Regions from separate parts of the Homo sapiens genome. Here region 2 is linked to region 1. A link is a contact called in ENCODE Hi-C data. All regions are on one chromosome and are shown on one strand. Each heading gives the region's core, a stretch centred on a gene start or an enhancer-like site at or near the end of the contact. The rest is flanking DNA. Distances are from core to core; before and after follow the strand shown. Region 1 holds the start of TOB1 (transducer of ERBB2, 1). Region 2 holds the start of AKAP1 (A-kinase anchoring protein 1).

Evidence for each region. A loop is a pair of places that touch in the nucleus more often than their neighbours do. Pooled maps may share reads with other maps.
Region 2: a loop to region 1 is called in a map of naive thymus-derived CD4-positive, alpha-beta T cell, with 22 times the contacts of the local background. The contact joins the promoter of AKAP1 here to the promoter of TOB1 in region 1. A Hi-C loop is called at or near these places in 1 of 168 maps with a recorded cell type or tissue (naive thymus-derived CD4-positive, alpha-beta T cell), 1 of 37 single-sample maps with no recorded cell type and 9 of 50 pooled maps.

The regions. Positions count from the first base shown.
Region 1 is chr17:50,864,082-50,868,979 of GRCh38, reverse strand. TOB1 (transducer of ERBB2, 1) reads left to right here and starts at 2,626. Exons shown (of 2, transcript NM_005749.4): 1 at 2,626-2,922; 2 at 4,817-4,898. It overlaps TOB1-AS1 (TOB1 antisense RNA 1), which reads right to left and starts at 2,301. Exons shown (of 2, transcript NR_038458.1): 1 at 1,763-2,301; 2 at 609-1,484. RefSeq lists silencers at 2,291-2,800, 2,811-3,420 and an enhancer at 3,961-4,010.
Region 2 is chr17:57,083,996-57,089,286 of GRCh38, reverse strand. AKAP1 (A-kinase anchoring protein 1) reads right to left here and starts at 4,041. Exons shown (of 11, transcript NM_003488.4): 1 at 3,889-4,041. It overlaps AKAP1-DT (AKAP1 divergent transcript), which reads left to right and starts at 4,249. Exons shown (of 3, transcript NR_186437.1): 1 at 4,249-4,447. RefSeq lists silencers at 2,995-3,084, 3,365-3,664, 3,705-4,284 and enhancers at 2,963-3,465, 4,505-4,584.

The DNA of each region.
Region 1 (4,898 bases), core at 1,377-3,876:
ACTAAAAGTTTATTGAAACTGGTGTGAAACTCAGACCTCCCAGTACCCACCCTTCATTGCTTTTTCCAGTATGCCATGGGGCCTCCGTGTGTGTTGTTTGTGTGGTGTGTGTGTGTGTGTTTATATTTGGTCAGACATCTTCTTACACTCCTAGGCCAAGCAGCAATAACTCATAAATTTTTGACATCTACATTTCTGACTTAAAAATGCTTTTAATGCTACTGATATTTAATCAGTACCTATCAGATGACTGCTCTCATATTTCAAATCTGGAATTACAGATTGAAGACATTCAGAAAAGAGAACTTGTCCCTTCTCTTTAGAGAATTATTGAAAAGTACAGATAAGTTTGACAAAATTACAATTCATCTATCTTTAGACATTTTAGTCTCAGCCATGCCTAATATGCCCCCCCAATATAAAATTACTAATCAAGACACATGGTCCCGCAGTTCTAGATGTTTGGTACAGTACCATTATTTGCCTAATGGTAAAAGAAGTTGTGCTTCTAGAACACGTGAAAAATGAAGTGTTTCTTTTGGTAAGGCATTCCAAGGATATCCTGTCTAGTTTCTTGAAATTTCTGTGCTTAATTAGAAAACTAAAAATAACTCACTTTTATTACAGATGGACTTGTCATTACAGAAAACCAAAAACAAACAAATAAAAAAAGAAAACTGAACAAATCATTTATATTTGACGCTTTGATGACATTTCAATGCAGAGGAAGGGACATTTTAATTTAAATGCTTTCACAGTTTTGCCATACTTTCACATTTCAATTCCACTCCTGTTTGCAACTAAAAAACCCAAACACTCAAAAAAAAAAAAAAATCACATTAATCAGAATTTAAGGAGTCACTTAGTAAAACTATGTTTTAGGAATCTGTACAATAAACATGAAATCAGTCACCTGACCACTCCCCACCCTCAGCCCATTCCACAAACCCATCTTCCCACCCCTTCTCCTACGCATTGAGCCTTCAGAAATACCCTTTCTCAGTGCGGTTCCTTCTAAAAAGGAGAGGCGGGAGAGTCAGGGTGGAGAAGGCGGCTCCAACCAGATTTTGCGTCCACAAAGCCAAAAGCTTCTAGGCCTGGCATGTACGGCGGGTTTGTGCCCGAGGAGCACAGCTGGTCTACACGGGCCCGCCCCGTAGACACCCTACTCCTCGGTGAGCTGCGGTTTAACTTCCTTATAGCAGGTTGAGAGTGCAGGCCCCAACGTTTGGAGGGGAAGGCGGCGCCCCAACTGGTGTTTTTCCAGGAAGTGCTCCAAGAATGGAGAGGAGAGGGGAAAGGGGAAAGGGGAAGGCCAGGCGATGGGCGTTTCATTCATTGCTTCTTTCTCCCCGTCCCCTCCTTCGCTCCCCCCAGACTTTCCCCTTTTCCCAGTCCGAGTTTGACGTCGGTCTCCTGGATACCAGGCAGCCAATCGCCTCGTTGCGAAGGGACCAGCGCAGCCAATCAGGCGTCGTTGCTACCTGTGAGTAATATTTTTAGCTGAGAGGGACGCTCGATTCCACTCCCGATGTAATTTCGTGTATTTCTCTGGGGCAGGTTGTGAAAAAGGCACTTACCCGCCCCCCACCACGAGTCCCTCTCTTACCCCACTCCCTAGGTACCCGCACATATTTCAGCCAAGAATGATCTTAAACGCGCTTTACAAGCAGGCACCGCGTTTATTCTGTGCACCTGCGATCCAGCAAGCCCTAGAAATGCACGCATGCGTGTGTGTGTAGACATGGACACAGATACATACGCAGTTTGGCCTCGTGTCGCCACACTCTGGGCACGGCGTGGGCTGGGACATTTGGAATAAACGGATCCGAGTCGCAGCCGGGGTCGCACCGGGAGGCCTGAGGCTGCGGAAGCAGTTAAACTGCCGGCGGGGCGGGAGCTGTGGCGGCCTCCCTTCCCCACCCCCAGCCCGGCTCCACGTCTTTGGGTTCTGCAGCTGCCACTCTCTGGGTGGCGGTTGGCCTAGGCCTTGGGGTGATTAATATTCAATTAATCGGGTGCACAAGTCCCGGTCACAGTTTGCCCTTTCTCTACCCCGCCCCTGGGGTGGGCTGGAGGCCGATTTGGTAGCTATTCCACGAGCAGGATCCTCCTTGGCCGCAGACCCCCGCGGAGAGGGCACTTTCTGGGTACTCTTGCCGCTCCTCCAGCCCCGGTTCTCCTGAGCCGCTTCGCCACCAGCTTCGTCCCCCTCCCCCTCTGCCCGGCGCTCTCCGCCTAAACCGGGCGTCAGCCGCCCTACCCCACCCCTTTCTCTCTCATTGGCACGTCTGCCCCCACAGTCCCTTTCCAGACGTTCTCTTCATTCCGTCCCCAGTGCTCCGATCGTCGGTTCATTGGCCCTCCTGGAGCCCGGAGGGTGCGGCTTCCCCACCCCTGCGTCCGCCGCGCGTCCGGACAGGGGCAGGCGGGACTTGGCCAATGGCGTCGGGGGGCAGGGCAGGGGCGGAGCCGGCCGGCGGGGGACCGGGGTGCCGGGCGGGGAGCGCGGGGAATGGCTGCGCCGCCGGAGCTGTGTGACGCGGAGCGGGCGCGCGCACCCCGACGGAGGGGATGGGGGCGGGGAGGAGGCCATAAAACGAGAGGCGGGGCGCGCGCCGCGGCAGAAGGAGCGAAGCTCTGGCCCGGCGTGTAGCGGGCGCACTACGGGGACGCTGGGCCGGGCACCGGGCTGTGTGGAGAAGTGAGCGCGCTCGTCTGACCCCCGTGCCCGCCACCCCGAGCCACTAACGGCGATCTCCCAAGGCCTGCCCGAGGCCTCTGTCCTCTGTCCTCAGCCCCGCAGCGGCAACGTCTTGCACTCGGCGAGCTCGCCGCTCCCGACCCTCCCGCGCCCCCGCCCTGCCGCGCTGCTCCCCGCCCAGCCGCGGGTCTGTGGTCCAAGCCGCCCCGAAGCAGCCCGTAAGTATCTCGGGGCGCCGGGCGGGGTCGGCGAGGAGACGGGAGCCCCGGGCCCAGGCGGCGGAGGAGGGGCTGCAGCGGCGTCGAGCCCTGGGCCCTCGGGAGCTCGGGGACGGCGGGGTCGCGGCCCTGGGCGCCGAGGGGGCAGCGCCAGGACCCGAGGGGAGCGGCTCCGAGGGGCCGCCGGCGCGTCGGGCTCGTCCTGGGCAGTTGGCCGGGGACGGGCGGCCCGGGGCGAGCTGACGGGAATTGGGGGGTTGGGGTGCCCGGAGGAGCGACGAGCTCGCGGTGGAACGCTGGGGTTCGAGGGGCCGGTGGCCGCGAGGCTGAAAATGGTGCCGAGGAACCGGTGCTCCCCCAGGCTCTGGCCGGCTCCCAGGAGCCCGGGGCGGGGGCCACGGGGCGGGGAGCAGCGGGTCGGGTTACGGCGGGGGAGGGGAGCGGCTGACCCGGCGCCCCGACCTGCTCGGTGCTGGGTGCCCAGCCGGGAGAGGTTGCTCTTCCATTTCCCGGGCCTTCCTCCTCCTTCTCCGAGGAGGCTCGTACTCTCTTCCTCCTCCACCTCCACCTCCTCTTGCTGTTGCTGCTGCTGTAGCGCTTGGGCTCCGAGGGCTGTGAGCAGAAATCTAATGAGATCTAACTGGCTGTTTATGTAATTCTTCACACTCCTGCCTGTCTTAAGGCGTTGCTTTGTAACTACCTTCCACCGAGCCTGAATTTCGCTCGGCTGCACCTTCAAGCAATTGGGCTTAATCAGCTGCCTCTGCCGGCACTCAGGCTTTTGACTTGGAAAGTGTTTGTAGTTTGGGGGCAGCCAGAGATTCTTTTTCCCTTTGTCACCACGAATATGGAAAATAGAACAGACGAATTAAGACCAACTTGATTTTTAAACGTACTTTTAAATCAACTTCAGTGTGCAAATAGATCCCTTTCGCAAATATCTTCTGTTTGCCCTTGATCTTTTCTTATCCCCACCCAGTGCTGATCCAGCAAACGTTTAAAGGTCGACCTTACCATACTTGCCTCTCCGGCTGTTACCGTGAGAGGGAGGGAGGGAGAGAGGGACAGACGGAGGTTTTTTAAAATCAGACTAAAACTCAGAAACCCTGGCCTTAAACAGAATAATCAATAGTTTTAATTTGTGTCTTTGCTTTTGTTATACTTGCTGCCGAATAGGTATTTTCAGATTTAGAAAAATACACATTGAAAACAAAAGGCCCAGAGAAGCTGGATTTTATTATATTGTATGCTCTTAGTATACTTAAGGCCGAAACTATATAGAATAATTTGGTTCATAATTATTTACTAGGATGAAGTTCATTTAGTACTCAGTGTCTTTAATTTTAGCATCATGTACTATGGAAATTAAAATGATCTTCCTAACGTAACCAAATTTTTAAATGTCAGTGACAGAGCAGATTTAAACAGTATATATCCAAAGTAAACTAAAACATGGATTCACTTCTAAGTTGGTGAATAACAATAAAAATTACTACCTAAAAGTGGCATCTATATATATGGGGGTGGGGGGAGGATGCTGAGTACAATAAATATTCTTGTGAGAACTGAGGAGAGAAGAATGCATGTTCTAGAGATTTTTCTTCTTAGAACTCTATTCAGAAACAGGTTTTTAAAAGCATTATTTCATTTGTAAATCTACATTTTCCTGTGTCATTTTAAACTTTAATAAACGATTTTCTATTTTATGTTTATTTTGTGCTAGTAACAGTTTTCAGGCTTTCTGTCCTAGTAGACATTTTCTTTTTCTTTTTATCCTTAGCAGACTAACACAGGATCTTAGACATTTTGAAAGGTGAAATTACTTTGGAGGGGGGAAGGTCATGGGACTTATATTACATTTATCTTATTTGGATATGTTTGCTTTTGTTTTAAGGAACAAGATCACTCAAGGTGAAGGATAATCTACTAATACCAGCACTTTGAATGAAAATTTGTTTCTCTGCCACAAACTGAAC
Region 2 (5,291 bases), core at 2,792-5,291, 6.2 Mb before region 1:
TTTTCCCCTTAAGTCTTTGACATGTACTACCCATTGAGCTGTGCTCCCCAGCCCAAACACATCACTCCAGTGGCCCCTGGGCACGTTTGGTCTAACTCCAAGGCTCCCAGGACCATAATCTGAATACTGATAATTTTGACCAAACCTCTTTTAGCCACTGAATAAACCAAGATCTGGAAGGCCAACCAGCCTGCCTAGAATCACCGCCAGGTTTCAGCTCTGAGAGCTGCAGCAAGTCCCAGGCTCTTGTCAGCTAAGCCCAGCAGTGAAACAAGCCTCATCAGCCCTAGGTTATACATATTTTTACTTCCAGGACTCACCTCAGGGCCCTTCTTTGCTCCCAAGTGCAACTGGGCCTTAGTGACACCTGGCTCGGTGAACACAACCAGCCACCATTACAGAACAGGGAACACAATGTTTACCACTGACTGCTGCAAACTATCAAACCAAGCCGGAAAAACAACCAGATGGTGAAGACCCGGACAGAATGTGGACAAGGCTGCACCATTTAGTAAAATGAAAAAGTTAAGGCAAAGGACACCTTGAAAGCTATTTATTGCTGGAAAGCTAGTTCTCAGAATGCTGAATGATAACACACACAATGTTAACAATCTACTTAGAAAGCAGCAGAAAGATTAGGAGAAAAGCCCAGGGATTTAAGAATATTCCTTGGTTCTTCTCACAAAAGCCATCCAGAGGACCTAGTTTTAACTCCACACCCACGCTTCCTAGTTCCTCTACCCCTCAATTTGAATTTGTGTGACAGCCACTGAAACAATCCAGAATGACCTCCAGCTTCACCCTCACTGTTCTCAGAGGTGTGAGGATTAAAGGATTAGTGTGCTCATAACTCACCTAGCACAGTAACTATCAAGAAAGAGGCATCCTCTCAAGTTTAGCTCCCAGCTCCCCCACTACCTGTTTCTCCAGCCAGACTCTGTCCTACTTCAAACATGCTCACTGATGATGTTTTCCACAGCCCAAGCTTCAAATTAGGTACCAAGGCCAGGAGGTTCCTTCAGTGGGATGCCACATGTGATGGGAACTTAATGTTAAATGATCATAAAAGTGAAAACTGCCTGAGGTATTACACCAGGAAGGAACATGGAAGAAACAGAACTTGCCCTAAGAAGCAAGATTTAGGACTAAAATACACCCCCCACCATAAAGATGAGCAACTCTCAAACAGTATATGAGATGATTTCAATGGGACAAGATGCCCACAGGATCTACTACCTCCCCATAGTGGAAGAAAACGCCTGAGAATGACAAGCTGAAGGTATTAACTCATACCTGAAACAACTGACTTCCCCACAATAGGAAAACAGACCAAGCTACAGAAAGGCCCAATCATTCAGACTCACAGGGAAGATTAGGAAGGAGTGACCTAGGGGAACTCTACGGCCAGCTCTCTGGGTACATTGGCTACAAGCTGCCTGCTCTTCAAAGCCCTGAAATGCACACACAATCAAGTCATGTTGCAGGCTGGGAGCAGGAGGCTAGCCAGCAAAGCTTAGGGAAACCAATTCGTTTTTCCTCCCAAACAAGCTTCTGGGTCAGAGGCTAAGGAGAGGGGTGCTTTTAATAGAATTCAAGTCACTCAAGTAATTCAAGAGAAACAAAGTCAGTCTCAGGGATTGTTCAGGGAGGAGAGGGGAAGAGCAATGCTTAAGCACCTATCACAGTCCCCAGTATCACAAATATGATCTCCATTTGTCTTTAGGACAGGAAAAGGGAATACTGTAGAGGCTAACACCAGCCTTCCCCTAAAATATGGCTGCAACCCAGCCTATGTCCAAAGCTCAAGAATAATTTGGGTTACCAGGCAGCAAGATAAATTGCTTTTAAATATTGATGTTCAGCAACCTTACACTGGAGACATATCGACTTCAGCACCTGAGCAGGCCACTTACAACAGACACCTCCACTGTCACCCTGCAGTGGCCAAGTGAGAATGCATTTCCTAGAAACAACTGGGAGATGGGAGAGATATTCCTACAAGGAACTAGACCTAGACACAAATCCATTAGACCTGTCTCACTCATTGGCTAGGATCTGTTACCTGCAAGTTCTGAGCCATCATCTGACAACATGCATGAAGACAGAGCCTATTAATCCAGTAATGGACTCAAGCTTTAGTGATTTGCATGCCTGTAGGATCCAGAGGACCTCCTCTAACCTAGGGCCATATTTCAAAGAGAATACACCCAAGAATTATGCAGAACCTACAAAACTAGTTAGAGGTTAAAGAAAAGTTCAACACAAGTCAAAAGGTTCCCAAAACATAACTTCACTTGCTTCCAGTGCTCAGGGTCTTAAATAATCAGCAGGTGAACCACTTCAATGCCAAGATCAGAGGAATTATATAAATGATCAAGTCAGGCAGCCTTCTTCATTTCAAAGATGTTCTGTACCTTTAAGAGCAAAGTGGATGGGTGGTGCTAAGAGTCCAAGCTTTGCTTTCTAAATAAAGAGTTAAAAAAAAAAAAGGTACTAATTTGGGAAGGACTTAGCAGTTACAAGAGCTTGTAAGGCTACTAGTTGCCAGAATTAATAGCTTTTTGTGAACGGTGTTCCTTGATCAGTAACTAACAGATACTGTTGCACCAGGTCCAGCAGCCTAGATTTCACTGGAGACAAATCTAAACACGAAGTAACGCGCACTACAGTAGGGGAAAGATACCCAGGTTAACCTCACTAATTGCCCTGCGCATACACCCTACCCAGCTTGAGAGGCCTCGACTCGCACCTGGAGCGAAGTCCACCGGGTTTGTGTTAACGGCGGCAGGAAGGCGCCGCCACCCAGGACATCCCCCAGGAGAGGAAGATCCCGAAACGCCCAGGGCTCCCATGCCGTTCCGAGTCGCCACAGCACCGCCTACCACGATCAGCACCTTTCTTCTCCTATCCCTCCCTGGAAGGGAAACAGGAAGACCTTCAGCTAGGGCACAAAAGAGTTGAACGCCAGAAAGCCCGCGTTCGAGGCATCCAGCCACTGCCTCTCCTAGCACATCGTAACCCCAAAACTGGCGCGGTCCCTCCAGATCGCAGACCCCGGGCCCTGGGCCGCAGGCGGGGCCGGACACGTGACCGTCGGGGCCCCCGGGCGTGAGGTCGGCAGACACCCCAGGCTGGACGGCCTCCACCCCTCCGGACACGCCTGCAGGGGCTACGAATGCAAATTCCCCCCGAGACGCCCCTGAGCCTCCGACCTCCAGACCCCAATTCGGTTCGAACGGTCCCTCAGCCCGAAACACGGTTGGATCACAACCGGCCGATGTCCCGGCCCATCTTCCCAGTTCCCCTGGCTCGCCGCACGGAACTCCCAGGGGCTGCGCCGGCGGGCGAGCCGAGGGTGAGAAGTTGGGCGAGGCTCCAGAAGTGAAGGGGCAGCTCCGGCTCAGACTGTGTACACACGACCTTTGAAAAGTAAACGCCCGCGGGGCTGGGCGACCTTGGGTGGGACGCGCTCGGGTCAGCCTCGCAGGCGGGTGTGCACGCTCCGGTTAAGTTGAGGTGCAGAGAGGCGACCCGGGCGTCGCGCCCTCGCCCCCCGCCCCCGAGGACAGTGACGCGCGTGGGGAGGACGGCGCGGCCGCAGAGCGCCGCCCAGAGCCGCGCACACGCGATCTGTCAGGAGCCCGCGGGCAGACAACCGGCGGGGAAGGACGAGAGGGGGCGCAGACGAGGGAGGGAAAGATGGGCCTGCCTGACAGCGCGCGGCGGCCGAGAGCCCCCAGGACACCTCTGCGTCCGGAGCGTCCCGCCCCCGGGGTACCTGGAGGGCGCGTCGCACCCTGCACCTGCACCTCAGGCTCCCCATCGCCCCGACCCCGCCGCCTTCGGGTCTCCGGCAGGGGGTCCCCGGCGCAGCTGCCCCCGACCTACCAGCTCCTCGGCTACCATCGGGGTGCGGGATGCGGAGTCCGCGCGCCGCCGCCGGCCCCCGGCTGTGCCCCGCGGCCCGGCCCGCAGCGCCGCGCTTCCGCAGCTCCCCCACGTGCTAGCCCAGGCGGGTGGAACACAGAGACATTAAATACTGAAGACGCGCGGCGACGTGCCCGCAGCGCGACGCAGGCCCCGCCCCTCGCCCTTGTGCCCGCGCGCTCCCGAGCCCGCCCCGCTCACCTGCGCGTGCGCGCCGCCGGCCGCTCCCGGCAGTGCCTCCGCCGCGCCTCTCCCAGCTGCGCCAGAGGGGGCGCGGTCTACAGCGCTGGGCTAACATCCCGCCGCCGCCCGGAGCCGGGTCTTGCTCGCGCTCTCGCGAGAGAGCCGTCATCTCTCCGGTGCCCGGGAGAGGGGCCGGGCGGGACGGTACAGCAACCGGAGGAACCTTGATTCCCTGCCCCGCAAGCCCAGCACCGGTTTTGCCGCCTTGTCTCGAAGGGTCAACCAGGCCATCTCCTGCCTCGGGACGGAGAGCGCCCTGGAAAAGGCGGAGGGGCCGGTGAGGAGCAGGGCTTCCCTCGCTTCGGGGCTTTGAGCTTCCCTGTGACCGTCATTTCCTTGTAGCGTATAATTGGGTTGGCCATTAATAATTGCTCGATAACTGCATAATGGTGAAACCTGGTACCACTCAAATGCAACTTTCTTGCTCGTTTTCACAAGTCGATGTTATCGAAATGAAGCACTTTTCTCTGAATTGGTGTGGGTTTTGGAATGATTTTTGCAGAGATAGTCACGGTGAGTCACTATCTCTGCCAGGACCTTGGGAAAATAAATTCCTCCAAAATAAATGGAGAGGGTAGGGTTTTGGCTGTCCAGCCCTGCTGTCATCCTTAAAACAAAGTGACTTTAAATGAACATTTGTTTGGCCAAAATATAGAAAATAGATCATGCTAAGAACTAACAATTACTTGGGAAAATGCTTAATCTTCACTAGTGATCAAATGCAAGTTTAAATGACAGATGCCATTTACTATACCTAATGAGATTTAAGTCAAATTCATATATATATGAATCCCAATTGCATGGTGTGGTAGATGTCAGGAAGGAAACAAATAGGAAACTGACATAGGAAAGAAAGAAAAAGAGCCCTATTTTTTATTTTTTTTTTTTTGTGAGACGGAGTCTTGCTCTGTCGCCCAGGCTGGAGTGCAGTGGCACGATCTCGGCTCACTGCAAGCTCCGCCTCCCAGGTTCACGCCATTCTCCTGCCTCAGCCTCCCGAGTAGCTGGGACTACAGGCGCCTGCCACCACGCCCGGCTAATTTTTTGTATTTTTAGTAGAGATGGGGTTTCACCGTGTTAGCTAGGATGGTTTCGATCTCCTGACGTCGTGATCCGCCCGC